Linked DNA regions of Mus musculus: all the other regions are linked to region 1. A link is a loop called in an ENCODE intact Hi-C map of the cell type or tissue named here. Cell type or tissue: left cerebral cortex. All regions are shown on one strand. Region 1 holds the start of Rd3 (retinal degeneration 3). Region 2 overlaps Traf5 (TNF receptor-associated factor 5). Region 3 holds the start of Traf5 (TNF receptor-associated factor 5).

Evidence for each region. Peaks named below come from ENCODE experiments on the same cell type or tissue, not always from the same donor. Only the 100,000 strongest peaks of a DNase experiment are listed, where the experiment ranks them.
Region 2: a loop joins it to region 1, with 3 times the contacts of the local background. A loop is called at or near these places in 2 of 42 quality-filtered maps.
Region 3: a loop joins it to region 1, with 2.9 times the contacts of the local background. A loop is called at or near these places in 24 of 42 quality-filtered maps.

The regions. Positions count from the first base shown.
Region 1 is chr1:191,970,710-191,978,709 of GRCm38, reverse strand. It overlaps Rd3 (retinal degeneration 3), which reads right to left and starts at 1,340. Exons shown (of 3, transcript NM_023727.4): 1 at 1,001-1,340. In left cerebral cortex, no CTCF peak of the experiment used is centred here; DNase peaks (open chromatin) are centred at 1,290 and 3,880.
Region 2 is chr1:192,073,712-192,081,711 of GRCm38, reverse strand. All of the region lies in intron 1 of Traf5 (TNF receptor-associated factor 5), which reads left to right. It also overlaps the pseudogene Gstp-ps. Among named protein-coding and RNA genes, the nearest start is that of Traf5, 15 kb to the left of the region's middle. In left cerebral cortex, no CTCF peak of the experiment used is centred here; DNase peaks (open chromatin) are centred at 3,083 and 4,277.
Region 3 is chr1:192,086,816-192,094,815 of GRCm38, reverse strand. It overlaps Traf5 (TNF receptor-associated factor 5), which reads left to right and starts at 2,217. Exons shown (of 14, transcript NM_011633.2): 1 at 2,217-2,560. In left cerebral cortex, CTCF peaks have their summits at 168 (motif pointing right) and 1,715 (motif pointing right); DNase peaks (open chromatin) are centred at 3,110, 3,397, 3,838, 4,170 and 3 more places; H3K4me3 peaks cover 2,227 bases; H3K27ac peaks cover 1,060 bases.

The DNA.
Region 1 (8,000 bases):
ATGGATCTCAGAGGCCATCAGCTCCATCATCCCAGCATGTGTAATGATGGGCGAATGAATGCCTGGGCAAGTGGGGATATGAGTGGATAGGTGGATCAGTGGTGGGTGGGTGGGTGGTTCAGTGAATGGGTGGATCAGGGGTTGGTTGGATCAAGGGGTGGTTGGATCAGGGAGTGGGTGGGTGGTTGGATTAGTGAGTGAGTGAATCAGTGAGTGGGTGGTTGGATCAGAGGATGGGTGGATGGATCAGGGGATGGGAGTGGATAAGTAGGTGAGTTGATGGATGAATGGATACATATATGGATAGAGGGATCTGTTGATAGGTAGGTGGATAGGTGAGCAGAGGAGAGGCGGGTAAATGGGTGGGTGAACGGGTGAATCTCAGTCAGTTTTCTTCATATTGAGGCAGAGGTACAGATACTTAGGTCTGACTATGGTGGACAATCTCCAAGAAGTGCCTCTTCATCCCGATGTCATAATGAGAACCATCTCCACTGAACCCTCCCCCACCACCCAGGTTCCCTCCCTAGTGTCTTATTGGACCTCAGAGGCTGTGCCATTGTGGAGGGGACCACAGCTCAGTTCCAGGTCGCTGCTGTACATCTAGCCTTGACTCTGCACCTTAGAGGTGCTAAAGTTGCATTTCTCAGGTAGGTAGCCCCCTCTGATTCTAGATCTGCTTTCTCCCCCTGCTTGTGTCCCCTGCACAGCACAAGGGGGAACGTTAAGGCTGGTTTCTCTCAGAAGCTTGCTCTGCCCAAAGTAGACAACAGATGTGGCTTCCTCTAAGTTTACAAACCAGGTTGTGCACCCTCAGGATCAGGCCCGAGTCTGCTCATCTTTGACCAGTGAGGATTGAGGGGCCTCCCATGGCCGCCTGGGTCCTGGGTCCAGCTTACTTTCCGGATCCCAGGTGGCCTTCCAAGCTCAGAGCCAAGTGTGGCTAGCTGTCTACTGTAAGTGCAGGAAGCTGCCACTTCTGGGGAGATTCCCCTCTTACCTTAGGTCCACCTCCTTCAGGGCCACTATCACTGTAGGGGTCCTGCTTTCTGCTTCACACTCTAGGAGAAGAGAGCCTTGATCTTTTCTAGGGAAAGTAGAAAGTTGAGCGGCAAACTGGCAGGAGTTGAAGAGTGAGCTCCATCCTCGGCCGCCCTCTGCCTCTTCCACTGCTGGCTGCCTCCTGTGCTTTCTGCTCTTCCTCTTTGAGAAGTTGTACTGGAGGCACCAACTGGAGGAGGGACCCAGCTGGGCTGGTGTTTGTGGAGTATGTGTAGGTCCCCAGAGCTGAGACACAGCTCCCTGCAGAACCTGGAGGCAGGCCAGCATCGGTTGTCATGGAGACCCACCTAAGCCTCTTGGCCTGAAGCAGTATTAGCTGGTGAGGGAGGGCTGACCCGACACAGAGAGAGTGGTGTTCCCAGAAGGCAACTGAACCCTTACTCTCTCAGTACCATCTGGTTTGATGCTACTAACCTCATCAGACTCTTTGTGAACCTGCTATTGGCCGATGTTTCTAGCTGCCTGGTGAATGGTACCCGAATGAAATACAGTCTTTCCTCCAGGAGGGCATTATTCAGGGCACCAGGAGCCCATGAACTTGTCTCTACCTTTATCACTTCCCTTACCTGTCACTCTCTCTGTCTTTCCTTCCCTTGCACCAAGCACAGGCACTGATGGCTCAGGTAGGTCCAGGAAGAAGAAAGAAAGTGGGTCCTGGAAAGTCTAAGTGATGTCAGGAGCTGACACAGGCTTCCTGCTGTGCCTGCCCCTTGCCGCACTCACCACTAGGTCTCTAACTTTCTGCTCTCTGGACATGGTACCACACATAGGCTATTCTGATTGCAAGCCAACAGTAATCCCATTTGTGTCTCACAGAAGTGAGGAGGCACTGAGAAAAGAATGGTGTCCTGCGAAGGAGCAGCAAACTGTAACAGCCTGCACCGTCAGATCCCAGGGTCTGTACACTGGACCAGCACCAGGGAAGGGAATGGCTTTGGACACATCTCATTCAATTATGTTAACAATGAAGCAGAAAGCACAGGACAGTCTACTCAGCTGCGACTGCCCTCCCCTTGCGTATTTGAGGTTTTCAGTGTGCAGGTTCTTCTGCCTTCCTGCCCCTGGCAGAGGCTGCAGGGTCTCCTGTCAGGAACTGGGTCTTATGGTCAAACACTTCTCTTGGCAAATTCACATCATGACAGTCCTAACAGGTAAAAGGATGGGTTAGAAACCTCTACTACAGTTCCCAGGTGTCCTCCATCCAGGACCAGCTAAGGCCAAAGAAATCTGAGGCAAGTGCCAGGACAAGAGTGACTGTCTTAGTTAGGGTTGTACTGCTATGAACAGACACCATGACCAAGGCAACTCTTATAAGGACAACATTTAATTGGGGCTGGCTTACAGGTTCAGAGATTCAGTCCATTATCATAAAGACAAGAACATGGTAGCATCCAGGCAGGCATGGTGCAGGAGGAGCTGAGAGTTCTACATCTTCATCTGAAGGCTGCTAGCAGAAGCTGACTTCCAGGCAGCTAGGATGAGGGTCTTAAAGCACACACCTACAGTGACACACCTACTCCAATAGGGCCATACTTCCTAATAGTGCCAGTACCTGTGTCAAGCTCATTCAACCATCCCATGGCCAGCTGATAGCACCCTTCCCGTGGGTTAGCTGAGTGTCACCTTGGGTCAGGAGCACGGCTGGGACTGTTCTTTCTGGGAACCTTTCACAGACTGGAGAGCAGCAGGAACTCTCACCACAGAAACACTGAGTGTGCGCCCACCCAGCTCCTTCTGAACCCCCTTAACTGGAGCTCTATGTGTAAACTCTGGGGCCTGGTCGAAGATGAAGGCAGAGAAAGCAGGCCACCTCCTATACCGGCCAGGGCTTCCAGCTTGGTGGGCAGGCACCTGCAGAGATCCAGGGATACCTTGAAGAGGAGGTCCACCTAGGGGCCCCGCCTTCTCTCAACACTTCATATTCTCTTGTCCCCAGGCTGCAGTGCTGAGAATCTGCAAGCACAGAGCTGCAAGGGTCTTTTATCCCCATACCTGCTGGAGTCCCGGCATCAGACGGGACTGGGAACTTCCTCACACAGCACAGCGAGCAAGTTCAAAGTCAGGACGATACCCTCTGTTCTAAACCACTCATGCCCACTGCACCTCTGTGGCCTCAGCAAATCCTCCAAACCTCTGGGCACAATCATGACAGTCAGTTCCAGAGAGAGAACAGACATATCCCCTGTTCTCTGAGGGAGGGGGAGCAGGCTGTGCCCCCCCATCCCCTGTTCTGTAATGGAGGGAAGCTGCAGGCTGTGCCCCTGTCTGCAGTGTGGAATACTGTGTTACATTCCGAGTCCCAATGGCTCCTGGCCCGTGCATGGCAAGGCACCAGCACTGACCCATGGAAAGTCTGCTATAAGCTGTCATGGCACTTGCCTCGGATTGCCTAAGCTGGCCCTGGATGGAGGCCACCTGGGAACTCTAGAGGAGCTTCCTACCCATCCTTTTTACCTGTTAGAACATGCACGAGGGAAGCGGTATTTCCCCAGACCTCAAAATACTAGAAGATCTTGCTGGGCCGAATGAGAATGAAGCCAGGACCCTGAGGGAGGGGTTGAACTTGTGTCCTGGGGCTGAAGGTAGAATGTGTGTGAGGGTAGAGACTGTGTGAGGGTAGAGAGTGTGATGTCACTGTGTGCTGAGTCTAGGACCTGGCCCTCTGTAAAATCGGCTGGAAGCAGATGTAGCAGCAGAGGCCCCAGAGCTGGTTTTGTTTTAACCCAGTGCACTTGGCTGTCTCCCAGGAGGTAAACCACCGTGCCACCCCTCATCTCACCCACGGCACGCTCCATGGCACGCAGAAGAAAGAGGAGCAGGCTGAGCAACCACAGGAAAAGCAGAGGGGCTGAGTTTGGTGCTAGGCTCCAGTGGGGCTGGAAATAGAATTCACAAAATGAAGTTTGGAGCTGTAATATGATGCAAATCAGAAGCAATCTGTCCAGCAATGGAGGGGCTGCTTCAAAATCTCAGATGTAGCAACATCCCCAACTCTGCAGCCAAAAGGTAATTACAGCAAAGCACGCCTCTAGCTTTGCCTTGGAGAAAGCAATGGCATCCTGTGGTGGACTGCCTGGCAGCCCAGGAGTGGGACTCAAGTCAGGTCTAGCGGGGCTGGGGTGGGAGCCACAACCTGGCCCCTCTGCCTCAGACACCGAGAGACGCTGACACCTAACCTGACCTGTGTTGCACTTTTGCCTGAGGACCAGGAGCTCACTCAGTGTTGTCCCAGGCTAAGGAATGCTTGCACTCTGAAGGAATAGAGCAGCTTACTTCCTTTCGGATGTAGCTGGGTCACAAGCCCTTTGGCAAATCTTTATCTCCAGTAAGTATTTATATTATGATTCATTATAGTAGCAAAATTACAGTAAGTAGCAATGAAAATAATTTTCTGGTTGGGGTCACCACAACATGAGGAGCTGCACTAAAGGGCCACAGCATTCTGAAGGTCGAGAACCACTGACGTAGTTCATGTCAAGCTTGTTCTTTCCTTGGGAAACACCTCTTAGAAAGCACATGGTGACAAATTGTTTGGTCTCTATAAATGGGCCAAAAAAGAAAGTTTGGACAAGAAAAAATGTGTGCAAAACCAAAAAAAAGGACCTTGCCCTCCCTCCCTCCCTTATGATGTCACCAAAGCAGGATTAATAGGGGAAATGCAAACCCCTAATTCTTCCACACAGACCACACATCTTCACAACTCCGCATTTGCATACGATTTACATACATGTGCATATGATTTGCAGAACATTCAGCAATTCTTAAAGTGTGAGGAGTGTGGGTAGATCCACATAGGCCCAGGCTGTCAAGGACAAATTTTTGGAACTCTGTTTCCTGCCTTCTGGTGGCTTTCCTTCGGAGTTCAAGGTCCCATGTTCAATCTCCAGTGTCTTGGAGATATTGCTGAGGTTTCTCTTCCTCTAGGATCTTAGTACAGAGACAGGGGTCTCGTGAATGAAGATGCGGGGTGGAGACTGTCCTGGACTGGACAGCACTTTGCTGGGTGACCCTGCAAAGAGGCTCTAAAGGGACTCTTGTATATCTCAACCTAACTGTCCAACTCTTGAAAGAATGGACCCAACAAAATGTGGTCATTTCTCCCAGGACTCTCATGTTGGGAGGGGAAAAAAAGGCCACAGCCATATGATCTGTTGGGAAGAGATTCCACACGGCTCTAACAGCTTGTCGATATACCTTTCAGGATGAGACGGAGGCTCAGACAATGATGGGTTCGGTGGACGGGGTGGGGCACACCTTGGCTGGCATTGCTTAGATGTGATATCCTTGTCCTCTATTTAAACCTTGGTCTGCAGAACCCTGGAGACTGCCTTGGATCCCTTTGTCCCTCTTCCCAATGTGGCCACATTAAATAAATCTCCCTTTTGGCTTCTTGAGGACAAGTGGCTGGACCTGACCTGGGTCTCAGGTTGTGGTCCTCAAGTCTGATAACTCTATGGAGACTAGGCCTATGGTAGGAACCCTTTCTGTATCTTTTGAGAAACAGAACTATCATTGGCACAAACTCTCTTTCTATTACCCTCATTGATCCTGGCCCTAAACCTTGATGCCCACAGACTCAACCAGAAGGGGACTCTGAGGAGGTCCCAGGGTCCAATGTTTCTTTGGCCCCACCTCTACAGCTCCCCTGAAATCCTGGTTTGTATGTGGGAAACCCAGGCTCTGCCTACAGCTCCCTTGTCTGAGGCTGGCAGCAGGCTGGCAAGGACAGGCTCAGAATTCCCTGTTGATCAGAGCTCCTCATCTATTTGTGTTTAGCTGGCGCCAGGAAGGCGTGTCCCAGGTGCCCAGTGCTGAGGCGTCAACTCTTGATTGGCTATGCTCCTCCTGGACACCCCAGTCCCCAGAGTCCCCCCAGGCTGGTAAACATGGCAACAGGAATCAGCTGCCTTGTTCCCTGGCTTCTGCTGGTGAAAGTTAACTGAGGATCAACTTTTTCCCTCAGCCTTTGGTGGACTTTCCCGGCCCTGTCCCCTCCCTCGCGGACTCCTCCTCCTGTCTAAGTTTCTTTCTGAGCAGATACACCCCTCTGAAGAGCTAAGGAGTCCTCTGTGCTTGTGACTCACGTAGCCTCTACCTTCTAGAACAGTGGTTCTCAACCTTCCTAATGATGTGGCCCCTTTAATACTCATGCAGTGGTGACCCCGTCCATAAAATTATTTTTGTTGCAATTTCATAACTGTAATTCTGCTACTGTTATGAATAGTAATATAAGTCTCTGATATGCAGGATATCTGATATGTAACCTCCATAGGGATCATGACTTACAGGTTGAGATCTCTGGCCTAGGGTCTCTAATGACATTGACCACAGGGCTACATTTCTCTAAGAGTACACACTGAGTCACTAGACCAACCCCCACATTAAGTACGAATCCTTCCACGGATGCCTGCAAAGTCTGCCTCATGGGAGTTTAGTTTGTATTTGATTTATGAAGTTCATGCTCATACAAAAACTTAAAATGGGGCTGGTGAGATGGCTCAGTGGGTAAGAGCACCCGACTGCTCTTCCGAAGGTCCAGAGTTCAAATCCCAGCAACCACATGGTGGCTCACAACCATCCGTAACAAGATCTGACTCCCTCTTCTGGTGTGTCTGAAGACAGCTACAGTGTACTTACATATAATAATAAATAAATAAATCTTTAAAAAAAAAACTTAAAATGATGGTCTGGCAAATGATCATTAAATGCTAAGTCTGTACCAACCTATGGTATGGGTGTAACTGCCACCTCCGTTTTACACGTGTGAAAACATAGCTATTAGTTAAACAACTGGCAGCTCACATGTAACAAGTGTGTTGAAGTTTGGTCTTTTACTATGTATTTTAATGCTAAATACGCTGCCCGCAAGGCCTGGTTGCCCATAGGAATGAGAGAATCCCCAAGTACAACGTGACCTTGCTCCTTAATTTAAAACTGTTGGTTAAATTAAATGCCAACAGCCAATAGCTAGCAGAAGAGACATAGGCAGGGTTTGGGGTTCCTGGGTTTGGGGTCTGAAGAGGAGCACAGCAGAGAGAAGAAGGTGGAGAGGGGAGGAAGCTGCCATGAGGGAGGTGAATCATAAAAACATAGCCATGAAGGCTAGCCAATTGGAGTAGGAGCTGTCCCAATGGAACATGGTAAATTATAACTCAGGGTTATTGATGGGGAAATAGATTATAATAGCTTAGAGGGTAGATATCTGCCCAGCTCTAGTGCTGCTTAAGGCTTATTATAATAATAAAAGTTGTGTGTCTTTTATCCAGGAACTGGATGATCAAAGGTGGGGCACAAAAAAAAAAAAAAGACACCTGATTGAAATTGAATATTTTCTCAAACACAAGTGGTAATCTAAAATGTGATTCAAAGCAAGGAGCCTGGTGCCGAAGTTGGCCCTGGGGACAGCTATAGAGTTCTACAACTGAGCTTCCTTCTTTTGATTTGTCAAAGTCCTCCATTAATCCTGTCAGATGATCTCCTGCAGTTGACACCAGAGCAACAAGGCACAGATGCTCTAAGGGCTCTACAGACCCGCCACTGAGGCTACAGTTGGAGCATGGTCATAAGAATGCCTCATGACAAACAATGCCTTGGGAAGTGTGAGAGGCTCCAGGATACAAGGCAGAGGGCCTTCTACCTCAGGTGCACTGTGTTCCCCGGATTGTTCTTGGATGTGATTTCATACTTCATGCATGAAACATTTACATTCAATTTATAAGACACATTTCTTCTTGTTGGATGTCAGGTTGTAGCTATAGAACCTGGTCTATGTACCCTGAATCTGGATACGGCCTTCTGCCTTGCTTTTGTGCTTTCCCAGATAGAATCTATAGTATGTCCAGGTAGTTATGCTTAAGTTGGTCTGTCCTGAGAAAGTTCTGGGAAAGGGCTGCCCTGTTAATATTTAGTATGTGCTTACTGGTGTTTATTCACATATT
Region 2 (8,000 bases), 100 kb before region 1:
GCCAGGAGGATTGAAGGGGAACATGCCACAGGCCACCAATGCAAAGAGCAGGAGGGCTATTGTGTGCCTACCCCTCACCCCAGATGACTCAGCCCCATACCCCAGTTTATTCAGGAGCAGAATACAGATGTGCTCAGAAGGGCAAGGAAGATCAGAAAGGTGCTGGGGCATTTGATAAGGGATGGATCTGTTGGTACCTACGGGAAGGTGTGATTCTATAAACAATGTCCCAGAATTCCAGGTATGAGAAGGAGTATGGAACATTTGGCTGGGAGATGTTTCTAGGCTGAGGGCAGCCTTTGGGCAGGGCCAAGGAGTGGGAAATTGGGGCCGACTCAGCAATACTTTTTGTTCCCAGTATGTCTGTAGGGATAGATTCTTAGCAAAGGGATGGTTGGCACACAGGAGCTGACTGAAGGACTGAGTGGTTGGATGATCTGGTGTAGCTGAATTCTAAGCAATGCATTGGGTAATGGGTCAGAAAACTAGCCATGAAGGGAAAATAGAGAAATGAAACAGTGGTAACAGCAGAGTACTCAGGCAGGAAGATGGCTCAGTCAGTAACATGCTGCTGGCCTAGCCTAAGTAGTTAGCTCCAAACCAACGAGAGACCTCAATTTAGAAAAAAGAGAAAGCTCCTGAGGAATGAACCCCGAGGTCACCCTCTGAACTGTATATGCATGCACACATATGGGTACAGGTGTCCCTGGGGCTGGGGAGGGAAGAATGGTGGGCTGTGTGGCCGAGGGTGCTGCTTGTCTGAGGTTGGCCTGAGACCAACACACACATATCTGCACATGCACACACACACACATGTACCTGCATACACTTACCACACACAAATACCTGCTCATATACACACACACCCTTTTACACACAGATATATCACACACCTGCACACACACATATACATATATGTATATACACACATGTACCACACACAAATATACACATGCCTGTATACACACATATACTACACCCCTGTACACATACCTGTCCACATATGCACACCACACATACATATGTGCACACACATTGTACGATACCACACAAGCACACACACACACTATATATATATATATATATATATATATATATATATATATATATACACACACATATACCACACAAACATACACACATAAATACCACACACATGTCACACAAGCACAAACACACACATGGACACACACACACACACTGTATATGCCTGCACACGTGTGGGTACAGGTGTACCTGATGCTAGGGAGGGAAAAATGGTGGACTGTGTGGCTGGGGTGCTACTAATCTGAGGTTGGCCTGAGGACAGGACTCACCTGCACACACACACATGCACAACACACGCATACACACATGCCCACCACACACACACACACACACACACACACACACACACCCCACAGCTCTGGGTTGAAGGGAAACAGCTAACTGAAGGGAGCTAGATGCAGAGAGCAGTCCTTGGACTCATTTAGGGGTGGCAGCAGGTACCAGATGAAAAGCTCACTCATATGTCAGTTGGTTTTGGTTTTGGTTTTGGTTTTTCCTTTTTAAAGATTGATTGGTTGGCTGATTGATTGATTGATTGATTTATAAGTGTTTTTTTCAAATGTGTATCTGAGTACCATGTGTGTGTACAGTTCCTATAGAGGTCAGAAGAGGGTGTCAGATCCCTTGGAACTGAAGTTATAGATGGTTGTGAGCTATCATGTGGGTAGTGGGATTCAAACCTGAGCCCTCTGCAGGAGCAGCCAATGCTCTTAAGCATTGCATCATCTCTCCAGCCCCTCTTATTCACTTTTGATTCCTGAACCTGGCAGCTGGACATGTCAGGTAGACATATTATCCTGAGAATGAGGGGAGATAGCCAGTGGGGGTGGGGTTGCACATACTTCATAATCTTCAGAGCCCTTGCAGTGCATTCTGTGCCCCTCCCCACCTCCTAACGCTTTTCATGTAGACATACATGGGTCAGTTGGCTTTTCCCTTAGGGAGAAGATAGTCACTGTTATAGGATGTGTGCTGCCCTGCAATCTCAAGTTAGCTTGCTCAGCTCTGCCATGGTAACATCTGCAAACAAATTAACCCAGCTACACTCTGATAAAACTGTATTTACAAAAGCAGTTAGCAGGCCAGCCATCTCTTTGCACATCGTGTTATTTTCTCTTCAGAAGTCCTACAAGGTTGCTACACTGTCACTATTAATTATTGTGTGAAACAGAGAGGCCTAGGGACAAAGTAACTTGCCTGAGTTCATAAGACTATGCAGTGTAAAACCAAAATTTGAATCCAGACTGGTCCACCCCAGAACCCATGGGGTGCCACCCACATACACTGCCTCCCTGTGGGCCGGGAGGAAGCAGGGGCCTGGAGTGACTGTGGCTCCTGCTGATTCCTCAGGGGCATTGACCACTTCCTGAAGTAGGATCCCTCCAAGCCTCAGTTTCCTCCTTTGAAAAATGGGAATGATGGTAATATGTATGCCACAGGAATGTCAGGATTAAAACAAGCTAGGTGTGTGAGGTAGCAAGCCACAGGTAGACATTGCCTCCTACCACATAGTTCTAGCACCTGGGGTCCATGCATGTTTTTCTAAAGTCCCCCTCAGCTGGACCTGTCCTGCCCTGCATCCAGCAGCCCCTTTGCACCACGACGTCATGTGAGGCCCCTACCCCTCCCCTTATTCTCCTTGACCTTATTCACCAAACACCAATTGAGTGCTTTCAGTCAGGTACTGCTGGCTCTGTGGGTGGGGTGTAATAAAAGATGGCTGTCCCAGGAGAAGTTTGTAGACAGTGAGGACACAGAGTTGAGGCTCAAAGCTCTGGAGTCAAGCAGGCCTTTGAGGGGAAAGCTTTGTTGTGACTTCCTGGAGACTTAAAAATATCCCTGGTTGGCTGTGGCTGACTTGAGAGAAGACAGTGTTCCCCAGAATCATCCCTCCCAACTAGGGGACAAAGGCAGGCATGGCTCAGGACAAGTGTGGGTAGTAGCTCTAGAGCTGCCCTGCAACCCTGTCTGGTAAGCTGTTGGAAATGAGGAACTAGAGGCTTCCTGGCCAGCCAGAGAGAAATCACACTTCTCTGAGGAACTAAAGTCCCACCCTCCTGGCTCGTCATTCTTCCTCCCCAACGCTGGCCTTGTCTCATCTCATCTGGGCTGCTGTGGGAGGGACCCCTGCCTTGCAGGGCCTTCCTGTTCAGCTCTGTGGAGAACAGAGAGTTTGTGTTGGTTCTAGCTGAGGATGGGGTTAGAGCAGAGCCCTGCCTGCGGGAACTGCTTCTGCATCTCAGAGGAAGGCTCTTCACTGCCATTGAAAGAAGCTTTGGAAGAGCCTCAGCCAGGCTCAGTGACTCCCTCAGAGACAGACAGTGATGTGGGGCTATGAGCTGAAATGAACCCTTTCCTTCACAAGTTGCTTTTGGTCATAGTGTTTTACCATAGCAGTAGAAGCCCTGACTAGAACACTGCCCTACAGAGGACCTGGTGGGAAGGCGCCGGCTTCTCCACGAGCCTAGGTGAGATTACATCTAACCCACTCGTTGCTAATGGGGATCTAGGGTCTAGAAAACAGTCACAGATGACTATAGGAGATTAAATTAGTTTTAGTTGATCAAATTTATACCTTTACTGGAACTTCCTGCTATTCTTAGCATCATGTCTTATTTTATGAAGTGAAATTCTCATGACATGAATTGCACATAAAATGCATGTCTACCTGTGTATCTCACAGTCATATGCTGGGAGATCCTTGGACAGCTTTTAAATCAGACCTTGATATTACAAAGGACACATGACCTTGGACGATGAAAACAGATAAGAATATATGACTGAGGAATCATGAGTTCCTCTGATAATTTTGTGTGCACATGTGTGTTCATTGGTGCAGTCGTGTATATGTGCATGTGTGCACACTCATGCAAAGAGCAGAGGACAATCTCAGGTTTCTCTCCTCAGATGATATCAACTTTGCTGTTTTGAGACAGGGTCTCTTACTGACCTGGAACTTGCCAAGTAGTCTAGGCTGGCTGGCCAGTGAGGCCCGGGGCTCCTGCTGTCTCCACCTCCCTAGTGCTGGGATTACAAGTGTACACCACCATGCCTGGCTTTAATATGTGGGTTCTGGGGAAGTGAACTCATGTCTTCATGCTTGCAAAGCAAACACTTTACCAACAGCACTATGTGACTTACTCTGGTCCCAGAAATGTAGGTTGTCAGCTGGTTTGACTCATAGTTCACCCATCCCACTGAGATGGTCTGGAAAGCAGCCAGCCCTGGAAAGCCTCCTGCACACACCCTTGGTTTCCTTCCCATCCTGTGTCTCTGCCCCCATTTATTGTTCTTTTCCTGGAGCCAGGGCCTGTTCTCATCTCACCCACCTCCTGGTACAGACCCCAGCAAAGGAAGAGTCTAGGATGGATGTGGGCATGCAGCAAGTGACTGCTCCATTCCATTCATTTCACAACTGAGTACAGTTGATTATTAACCAATCTCAAACTTGTGCCATGCCCTCTGGGAAATTTCTTTGTGTTTTCATCCATAAAATGCCACCTTCAGTCCAGTTTAACTGCTTTGTGAGCTCAGCAGAGACATTTCAACAACTTTTGTGAAGTTTCAACCAGGCTCCAGTGGTCCTACATTGAAGTCTCTCTTGGTAGCACTTACCACTGGGCTATTGTAGCTTATCATTTTCTGTAGAATCCTACCCTTGTAGGGCCTGGAGGACAGTGGACTATCACAGGCTGTGCTGTCTCAGGATCTGACACAGGGTGCAGCACACACTGTCCCTATATGGGAATCAGTGGATGGATGGGCAGTTGGCCAATCTAGGAGATAGATGGGTCTTACTCAGGTCTCCCTAGCTAGTAGGAAGCAGGGCAGAAACAGTTTCAGTTGCTGGTCCTATGCTTGTTCTTCTCTGAGTTTTGCTTTTGAGGTACTAAATCTCCCCCAAGAAGCAGAGCTCAGAACCTACTTGGGCCTCTGTCTTAGGAACTGTAACCCAATGTATAAAAATATTCTCAACTTTTCTAAATACTTATCAATCCAAAGTTGTTGAAACACTGGAGGTGAGGTGGACAGAGAAGCTAGGACCCATTTTACTTTGTCACTTTGTTTACTGTAGGCATACATTTTTTGCAACCTACTTTTAATAAGGATTCAATCTCTCTTCTAGCCCACCACCCAAAAGAGGTAGTGGAAGAGAAATTTGTTAGGATATGGGGGAAGTGGACCTGTTCAGCAATAGTTCTTTGGGAGCGAGCTCGATCTTCTTGGGCAACAGTTCAGTCCTGTAGCAAACACCAAATATGATGCAGCAGCTGCAGACCAGTCCTCTAGGCAGGCAGACACCAGGCACAAGCCAGCAGCTACATACAGTCCAGTCCTTTCAGCAAGCAGACACCGGGCAGCTGTAGTTCAATCCTGATGAAACTGCTAGGTTCACCAACCGGCCTGAGGCAAGGCTGCTGAAGCAGCAAGCTACCACAAGAACCTCATGAGCAGTTTTGGGGTGAGTTTCTCTCAATGGCAGTGTTATCACAAGTTGACCTCAGCAACACTATGTAAGATGAACCAATACATGTGTGTCTTTAGCAAAGAATAGCAAGGCAGAGGAAATTAAACCAGTGCTCAGTGCTCATCTCCCACTGTCTGTGGAGTCATATTTATATTCTTTCATCAAGGGTCCTTTCACTTGTCTGCTATATCCAAACATCCTTTCATCTGTGTCTGCTTCAGGAAAACAGTCTTTCCTGTGTTTGCTTTAGCAAGACATCCTTTCATCCTATGTGCCCCAGCAAAACACCATTTGACATAACTCTCCAAAGAAACTAGAAGTTTCCACTTCAGCTTACTTTGCTACTTTGTTACTTTGTTTGATTTGTTGCTTTGTTTACTTTGTTACTATGTTGCTTTGTTTACTTTGTTGCTTTGTTTACTTTGTTTCTTTGTTTACTTTGTTACTTTATTCACTTTATTATACCTGAGACTGACAGGTGACATTTGTGCAGAAAGCTAAATGTTCACAGGTTCCACATTTGAGAGTACTTATGTGCTCCTAAAAATTAGTCAGAAAACCTAGTGTGAGGTGATTAAAGAACTTCAATTGTTGGGAGCTAGCAATGGCTCAGAGGTTAAGGAGTGCATACTGCTCTTGGGCTGCAGCTCAGGTCCCTTTTCCCACATCTGGCAGCCCACAACCTCCTATAACTGCACACACACATACAACTAAAATATTTTTTTAAAGTATTCAAAATGTGCTATTTATTGTCATCCCTTGGAATTCTTGAATTCTAGAAGATACATTTGTTTATGAAATTGAAAAACATGAAGTTTAAAATAACTGAAATTTTTTTAGAAAGCAGATGAATGCAATTTCTTTTCTTTTTTTCCATTTTCTTTTTCCTTTCTTTCTTTTCTTTTTTCTTTTCTCTTTTTTTTAACCTTTTTTTTTCCTGGCTTGAACTAGTAATTCCTTAGTGATCTGTGCATTCTGTTGCTGGCACAATAAGCCACTGTTGGTAGCAGAAAGGCTCCCATACTCTGTGGTGATGATTTTTTTTCTTTTTGCTAAGAGCTGGACTCCTTTCTTTGCTGGTCCTGGCTCTGATTACACTGAGGGGAAGGTGGGAGCTTCCATAGTCCCCATTAAGGACTGGAGACCTCTAGCTAATTAGAGAGTGTTTGGTGAATAGATGTCAGCCTATTGTAGTTCTGTTGGGCTTTCCTGTGGGTGAGCCAAGTGGGTGGAGGCTTGAGAAAACTCAGGAGGAAGGAGTAGTGTCCCCACCTTAGAGCACACTCACTTCCTTTCCTGTATAGGAACACTGTACATACATGCTGCATTTTAAATGTGCGATGAGGGAGAAGCCATGGTTGGGCAGACTCAGGCAGGGGTGTTTACACAGGCAAGGGCTTTTGGACTAGGTCTAGGGAATACATATACAAATGAGGAGAGCAAAGACAGTCAATCCTGCGGCCCCTGATTTCTGTTCACTAGCAGCAAGACAATAAGAACTGCTAGCCCAGCCAGCCACCTAGCTGAGAGGGCACAGACCCAGCAGCCAAACCAACCAATGTGTTTTCCAAAAGTGCGCCTCAGGGACCCCTAGTGCCTACGCAGCTTCACTGGCAAATCACTGCTGGCACTTGCCAGCTTCAGGTGAATTCAGTAAGAACCAGCTATGGGTTTTTGCTTCCATCCCTGAGACACCTCTCTGACTATTCAGCACTTGATCCCCACTTCTCTCTGCACAGCAGCCATGCCGCCGTACACCATTGTCTACTTCCCAAGTCGAGGGCGGTGTGAGGCCATGCGCATGCTGCTGACTGACCAGGGCCAGAGCTGGAAGGAGGAGGTGGTTACCATAGATACCTGGATGCAAGGCTTGCTCAAGCCCACTTGTCTGTATGGGCAGCTTCCTAAGTTTGAGGATGGAGACCTCACCCTTTACCAATCTAATGCCATCTTGAGACACCTTGGCCGCTCTTTGGGGCTTTATGGGAAAAACCAGAGGGAGGCCGCCCAGGTGGATATGGTGAATGATGGGGTAGAGGACCTTCGCGGCAAATATGGCACCATGATCTACAGAAACTATGAGAATGGTAAGAATGACTACGTGAAGGCCCTGCCTGGGCATCTGAAGCCTTTTGAGACCCTGCTGTCCCAGAACCAGGGAGGCAAAGCTTTCATCGTGGGTGACCAGATCTCCTTTGCCGATTACAACTTGCTGGACCTGCTGCTGATCCACCAAGTCCTGGCCCCTGGCTGCCTGGACAACTTCCCCCTGCTCTCTGCCTATGTGGCTCGCCTCAGTGCCCGGCCCAAGATCAAGGCCTTTCTGTCCTCCCCGGAACATGTGAACCGTCCCATCAATGGCAATGGCAAACAGTAGTGGACTGAAGAGACAAGAGCTTCTTGTCCCCGTTTTCCCAGCACTAATAAAGTTTGTAAGACAGAAAAAAAAAAAAAAAAAAAAGAACCAGCTATGGCCCTCCGTCTC
Region 3 (8,000 bases), 120 kb before region 1:
CCCATCACCACAGCACATTTGTTCATCTTAATGGCGTCTGCAGGCCCTGGGACAGCCTTTGCCCTGTCCAGCTTCTGCCTACCTGCCCTGGAATTATGCTTTTTGTCCTCAACTAACACATGACTTCATCAGTCTTGTTGTATAAACTGAGGGAAATAATGCATTCGACCAACAGGTGGCAGCCTTCCCTCTTCATCAGACTGCCCAGTCACACCAACCAGTTAAACCACTGGTGGTAGGTAGAGTGTCCTGAAGAATCATATATTTGCCCTTTCCTTCTGAAGAAAGAGTTTGTGTATCATGCCATCCTTCTCTTTATAAGTGACTCTAGTTTAAGGACTAGTAAATCAGTTTACTATTAAATAGTATATGGAAATAATGAATACTTTCAAAATATTGAAATAATGCTCAAATCTGGCCCTGTCTTCATGCCTGATTTGACACCTGCAGAGACATCTTCTCTTGTCTCAAAACAAAGCAAAACAAAACATAAACTTTCTTGAAGGTACATGAGAAAAATAAAACATGATTACGTAGAAAATTGGATGTGACGGTGTACGCCTGTAATCACAGTGTTCAGGAGATGGGGGAAGAAGGCTAGTAGTTTGAATGAGCCTCAGCTGCATAGCAAATGTGAACCAGCCTAGGCTACAAGAGACTGACTCTGGGATCAACACCACAAGCTGGGAACATATCCTTCACTTCTGACTACTCTGATATTAACACTAAGAGCACTGGCTACTCTTCCAGAGGACTTGAGTTCAACTCCCAACATTTATGTGAAGCTTAATAACTGTCTGTGACTCCAGGTCTCTCTTCTGGTCTCCACAAACACCAGGAATACACGTGGTACACAGACATGCAAGCAAGCAAAATAAAAAATAATTAAAAAAATTTAAATGTACGAGACCACACTTCTCCAATCCCACCAAAAAAGTCCTATCTATTCTCATTTAGACTTCTGTCTGTGAGTCCGGTGGCCACCATTTGGAACACAATAAGAACTTATCCTATCCCAGTTTTGGACTTCATCATACCAAGACCTTGGGTCTCATATTTAGAACAGATTGCTTCTTTCAGAACCATAGCTACATTAGTCATTTCAGACATGGTCTTTCCAGTCTATATTGCCTGTTTCCTATGGTGTCTAAATCCATAGGGTCCTGTCACCTTGCAGTCATGTGAAAGAAGGTGGAAAGTAAGGTAAATAGATGTATTGTTGGGAGGGTTAGGGAAGGAGAGGACTTAGGCTCAGTCTCTTTCAGTTCTCACAAGAGTAATCTGGTCCAGAGGGCCAAAGCATGCCCACGGGAGGGTTTAATCTCGATAACCAAAGAGTTGCACCTGGGTGTTGGGATCCTGTTGACTATTCCACCAGATCCCACATCCGCTCCCAGCTGTTGCCCAGCTCCAATGCATACCTGTGTCCACTGCAAGGGCCCTAGTACTCTCTTCTCTCCGTGATGAACATTTGATGCTCAAGACAGCTAAGTATTTCCCGCGTTTGTCTGACTTGGAAGAGGTTAGATTTGAGATGCTAGTTCACTTCGTTCATACAGGCTGCAATTACTGTGGACCTGTAGAGCGAATACACTGTAACAACTCTGTGCTAGGATTTGGGAGGCAAGAATTCAAGCTCTAGCCTTGGGTAGGTCCACTCAGTTCTCTCTAGACCGCAGATAGAACGCTCATAGTTCAGGCACCCTCCACCAGGTGGCTCTGAAGACCAGGAGAACTAACTGGGACGCTTTTGACAACAGAACATCAGAGAGACTGTCAACGTTACGCTAACAGCAGAACGAGGACTGGCAGATTTGTACTGGACTGCAGCAAGTTCAGGGAAGAAGTGATTTGAGCCAGATCTCTGATCTTGAGCAAACGTGTCTACTCAAAGAATAAATAGGTTTGGGGGGTCGGAGGGAGGCTGATTGAAGAGCAAAATATATACAATTCAAAGGCGCACAAGATACTAATGTTTCTAGAAAGAGAAGCCTAGGCTTCTAGGGTCTGGGTGATTCCCAGCATCTAGAGGGATACTTCGCCCAGCTCAGGTGAGTTTCTGGCCGCTGTCAGAAGCCTCACGCCCCGCCGCTTGGGCGCCATGACCACGCCCCCATCCTCGGCCCTGCCTCTCGGGAGACATAACCACGCCTCCACCTTCAGCCCTGCCTCTTGGGCACCCTGACCACACCCCCATCGTCAGCCCCGCCCCTCCCGGAGCCCGCCGCTGGAGCTGGCCTAACCCGCTGCTGAGGCGAAGCAGCCTAGTGCCCGCCGCCGTAGGGCGCCAGCGGAGCTCCGCGAGCCCCGCAAGTGGCGAAGTCCGGGTGAGCTAACCGTCCCGGCTCCTCAGAAACCGAAAGCAACTCAGGGTGGTGAGCCGGAGGCGTGTGTGGTAGCGGGCGAACTGAGGCGACGCGGGACACCCGCGCCCGGCCGAGGGCACTTTTGCAAGACTTGTGAGCACAGCCCGTTAACGTGAGCTTAATGCCAGGGTCTCGAGCCTGCGCCGGTGCTATAGCGCGTGCTCGATTGGAAACAGAACCCGACTCTGCAGAAGGTGAGTTCCAGATTTCAGCAGACCCGGGCGCCTAGAGGTGAGCACCCACCGCAGGTTGGACGGAGACAGTCCTCACACCACTGCTTGACCCCCTTGCCACCCAACTGTGAGGTGTTACAGTTCTGAGGACAGTTCTGAGGACTTTTGTTGCGGATCCCTCTGGGCCATTCTGGTTGGCTTCTTTCTTCCTCAGCCTCTCCACTCTGTCTGCTGACTTTCCATATTTGGCTATTTTACTTTCGTGAGAACTCTGTTTATCTCGCTGCGGCAGGCGCGGGGCTCGTCGGAGTCCAGTTGTGGGCTAAGGTCTGTAAAATGAGGAGAGACTCCCTTCTCCCCAATCCTCTCCATGGCCTGTGAAAAAAGGCATCCAGCTTGTTGCAATAAACATCGGGCATAGGTGCTGTGTGAAAACTAGATTAGGGCCAAAGAGGACGGTTCCCTTTTCCAGGAATATACACATTTTTTAAAAGTCTTAGGGAATACTTAAAATGCAAAGAAATTGGTTAAAGCATTTCTGAGAATAGAACTTCCTGGGTGTGTGAGAGATAATTTTAGACAGCAAACGTCTGGGTTAACGAGTCCTCCCCAATCCAGAGATCCTAACATAACTGAGAGTCTGGATAAAAACCTGACACCTTGGACAACTGATTTAAACAGAAAAGGCAGAAATTACAGATGGAAAGATGGATGGGAGATGAAGGTGGGAAAGGTAGTGAGTTCAGGAAATGGGTTGTCTCCAGACTCTGGACTGTAGTCTCCCTGGTCTCTTGTAGGGCTAGCTGTGGAAAGGGGCCACAACAGAGAAGGGTGACGTTCTCAGGGTCCCTGGCTAAGGCCGGTGGTGTGGGACAAGGATGGCCGACGTCAGTGGAGAACCCACTGGATGTGGGTGGATGACATAGGGGCCCAGCCACTGGGAGTAAGAGCTTTCCTTTTTGGGGTATCTCAGGGTGACTTGCAAAGTTGGGGAGCCAAAGCCTCTGAGTCAGTCCTGTTAGACTAGGGGGAGAAACAGCCTTATGTAGTTACAATCCCCACTTTCCTGAGGGGGGCCTTGAAGAAAAAAGAGCCACTAAACGTGAAGCTGCCCCTTATGGTCCATTTGCTCCTCACTCAATGTCATGTGCTCTCATTTTGTCCCCCACGACACCCTTGTGAGTCAGGGTAGCTTTGCACATCCCCCAGATGTCGAGGGGAAGCACCTAGTGTCAACTCAGTCCTGAGCTCTGCTGCTGGGCCAGGCGGGGGACTCTGAGGTTTCTGCTTCAGGACTGTCAGCTTGGTTCCTCAGAGAGCCACAACTGCCTACCTCCCCTTTAGTCTGAGGGGTCAGCAAAAGGACCCAGATTCCCCTAAGTGCCTGGAGCATCTGTTCCAGCAATGTGGGTAAAGTTCTGCTGGAAACTGCCCCTGACGTTGTATGAACCAATGCCACACTGTCCACGCAGCCAGCCAAGTGACTGGGGAAGGATCTGTGTCTGATTTTGTGGTAGCCTGGAATCTGGCATTGGTTAGCCTAAAAAGATGTTGGCTGAACTGCACTCCGTTTATTTGGGGTGTGCCTCCCAGTTACTGAGGGCGGGTGTTAGTAAGAGTTGATTAGATCCCAGGAATCAGATTAAGATGCAGGTTATAAATAACCTATCACATTACACTAGCTTCTCTTTCCCAGAGAGAAGGGAGAGGTCCCACATGATTTCAAGCTAGAACTCAGAAAACCTCATAGCAGGGAATGGGCAGCAGCCAAGCCTGAGCCTTCTGAGGCAACTCCTATGTTCTTTCCAGTATATGTTGAGTAGAGGAAGCCAAGACTCTCTGGACAGATGTGAGAACCAGTGAGGAGTTGGCCCCTGGCCGAAGTTTTAAAGACTTAACAAACCAGAAGAAGAGGACACCGGAACAGATGCAGTCTCTAAGTGCTTTCTCCACCTGGGTTGCAGCTCTTCCAGGGTTCTTCTGGGCAGGAGCTAGTGCTCCTGAAGAGACTGGTCAGAATGGGAGGGGTGACAGGTGTAATATCTACCAGCATGAGAGACAGGGAAAGGTGAATCACTCTATAAGACAGAAACAAAATGCCAAGGGCTGGGCACCTGCTGCCACCACCCAAGGATTGGGCCAGCATTGGTGTATTGCTTTGCTGAGATAAAAGTACTTAAGGAATTCCTATGTGTGGTCTCTGGCAAGCCCTGTCTTATGAGGAAGTGGAATAGTAGCAGACCTCGAAATAAAAGTGAAAATACTCGTTAGTCCTGACAGAAACTCTAGTCCCCAGCATATTTTGCATATTAGTATCTGCAGGCAGCTGGCTGTGATGCTCTAGCAAATGCAGTGTGCACGTGTGCTGCTGTGCCCTGTACCCAGATGTGCAGGTTGGTCCTCCACGTCAGGGACAGCCCAGAGAGCAACTCTCATTTCAGCAGCCTGGTCCAAGTCAGTGTCTCTCCTCAGCAATCCAAAACACCTCTGGAATCTCCCCACAGCCTTTTCTTCCCTTAAGGCCAAGCTGCACTCCTCCCAACCCAGTCAGAAACCTCCACCCCCATGAACAACCTACTGTGTGTCTTCTTCCTGAGGTGCTCCCCCTGCTCCTCCCCTGCTCCTTGGTCTCAGCTGTCTGCACTCTGCCATTGACCTAACCCTAACCCTGACCTGGGAAGCCCTGTGTTTCCCAGAGTTTCTCCCAGGTTCCCTAGAAGCCTCTGGAAAGAGATTTCTGCACTTTGGGCTTCTGCCTCACTGGGTTCCCTGCACCTGCTGTGCTGCTCTGAGGCTTAACAGGGCTCCTGAGGTCTGACAATCCTCTGTCGCCAGCCAGCAGGCGCCATGCAGCTGTCCTCTAGCCTGTCCATCAGCCACCTCCTTGGACCCTGTCCTGTCCCCACTGGCGTTCCCCAGTGTGGCCTAATTCCTCCCATCCTCCTCCTGCCTTGGAGGTGCCAATGTGGCTGCGTCTGGACGCCAGTTTTGACCCTAGACTCCTGTCCTGGAGTTCTTTCACTCTAAGGCTTAAACTACATTCTAAAGGAAAGACACTTGGCTTCTGTAATATTAGCCACCTTGATTGGCTGTGGTATCTCAAGAGCTCCCAGGACACCCTTGTCACTCACATCAGCCACTCCAGCCTCCCAGTTCTCCCAGCTATTGCAAAGTCCACTGCTGTCTCCCTGTTCTTGTCAGCTCCTAACTAGGCTCGGAGTCTCTTTCCTGGACAGCCTGAAGCACTCATTTACTCTCTTCAGGTCCAGGTTTGACTGTCTTGGTTTTTTTCTTTCCACACTGCTGCAGAGGGTCTTCTTAAGACTTAGCCTGGTTAACACCCATTTCTTTCACTGTGTCAGAGTGTAAGAATGTGGGCTGCGTGACCTGATGAGCTTGGATTCAAATCTGGATTTCATTCTTTTATTTTTGAGACAAAAATCTCACTACATAGTTCGGGCTGCCCTTGAACTCACAATGTAGCCCAGGCTGGCCCATAACTTAACGGTAACCTTCCTGCTTCAACCCGCTAAGTGCTGGTATTGAGGGCACTTGGTACCCTAGCATAAGAAGCAATCACATATGGAGTTTTGACTTTCTGGGTGTGATATGTGATTAAGGCAAGTTGCCTAATTCTCATGAGCATCTGTGGTCCTGACTGGCTCAAAGAGGTGGTGCTATCTCCCGCCTGGGGTGGCTAGACAGGTAAGATGAGCCAATATCCGCACCAAGCCCGTACCTGAGAACTCAGGGAGACTGTGTGTTTAACAAGGCTAGAGCTGGGAGACCTCTGGGGCCTTGAGGAATGCATTCCTGACCTAAAGGCATTCAGGTTTAAGTAAAAACAGACACAGACTGGCAGATGAGCTTCCATGTGCCAGGGTAGACCAGAAACCATGTCATCCTATGCCGTTGCTTCTCTGTCTAGGCCAGAGACCTCAGGGACAGGGGTGAGTGGGTTGGGACAGTAACACTGGGCGTTAGCTAGAGTGAGTCCCAGGCAACTTCAAAGACTCAAGACTTGGGGCCAGGACTCTGGGTCCTTGGGGAGACTCAGACTGAAGCGTTGAGAACAAATAGCATTTGGTAGAAGGCCAGCACAGTGGGGAGCAGAGGGAAATTAAGCAGAATGGAGAAGTAAACCAGAGGTTTCAAGTCACCAGGAAAGTCTCCTTTTTCCTTATTCAGATGGGTGGCTTAGCGCTGGAGGAGAGGGGAGAGTGAGTGGGGTCAACAAGCAGACATTGCAAAGGGCCTCCTGAGAGAGAAGCTAGGAACTCACCTTGGGTACAGCCGAGGAAAGCTTGCCGTATCTCCCAAGTCAGCATAAATCAAAGACAACAGAACAGAGCAGGGCTGGGTAGCCAGCTTTGGGGGTAAGAGTACTGGCTACTCTTTGGGAGACCACATGACAGCTCATAATGGTCTATCATTCTGGTTCCAAAGGATCAAATGCCCTTTTCTGGGCCCTGCTGACACTGTGTGCACATGGTATACATCCATACATGCAGGAAAAACACGCACACATAAAAATAAATATGTTTTTAAAAGAAACAGAACAAAATGATGTAACTACAAAATCAGGTGGGGTTTAAGCGATATGGGCAGACATGGGTGTTGAGACGGCTTTGTAGCCAGGGAAGAAAATGGATTTTCACCTAGAGGTAACTCTGGAGGGAACAGCCAGGGCAGAGATGTCTGCTTCATTTTGGATGCTTTGAACGTTTTTGGGTTTTGTTTGTTTGTTTGTTTGTTTGTTTGTTTGTTTGTTTTGAGTGTTTGAGGTCTGCAGTGGTACAGATGGGTCTCTCAGGGAGGTCATCCAGGTTCAAAGGAGAAGATGGGTCTCACATCATTGTACACTGTCTTCCACGCCAGCTCAGGGTGCTTTCAAGGAAGCTATACAGTATTTGAAAGTAACTGCTGTTAAATCCGAGCAGTCGGGGGTTAACTGTGTCACATGTGCTACAAGGATAGACTAGGGGAAGACCAGAATGACCAGTGGCACTTCAGTCACAAGTGGCCTTGACAAGAGAAGTTGGAGAGCGTGTTAAGAGGCTTTCTAGGGAAGCTGAGGTTATGTGGGCTAGTAGGGATGAGACACAGGGATTCCAGGGACATCTGAGAGAACCACAGCTTTGGCTCTCCACAGTTCTGTGAGAACCTTAAGCTGAAGGATGGAGCTGGCCAGTGTGGAGAGGTTAAAGGTCAAGCAGGTGAGCAAGAGTGAGAAGCCACCATAGACGGTGCGAGTTCAGGGCAGGCATTTACCAGCTGGGGAGTTTGGCTGAAATCAGAGTTTACCTCTGTAGCTACCATAAGAGGGCAAGGGCAGATCAGGGGCCCCATGTAGGGAGCCGCACAGGTGTGGTGGCAGGAAATAGAGGCTGTTCTGGTCTGATGACTTCTTTGTTTTTCTGTGCAGTAGGAAGTAGTTTCCCAGGGAGGCTAGAGGGAGTAG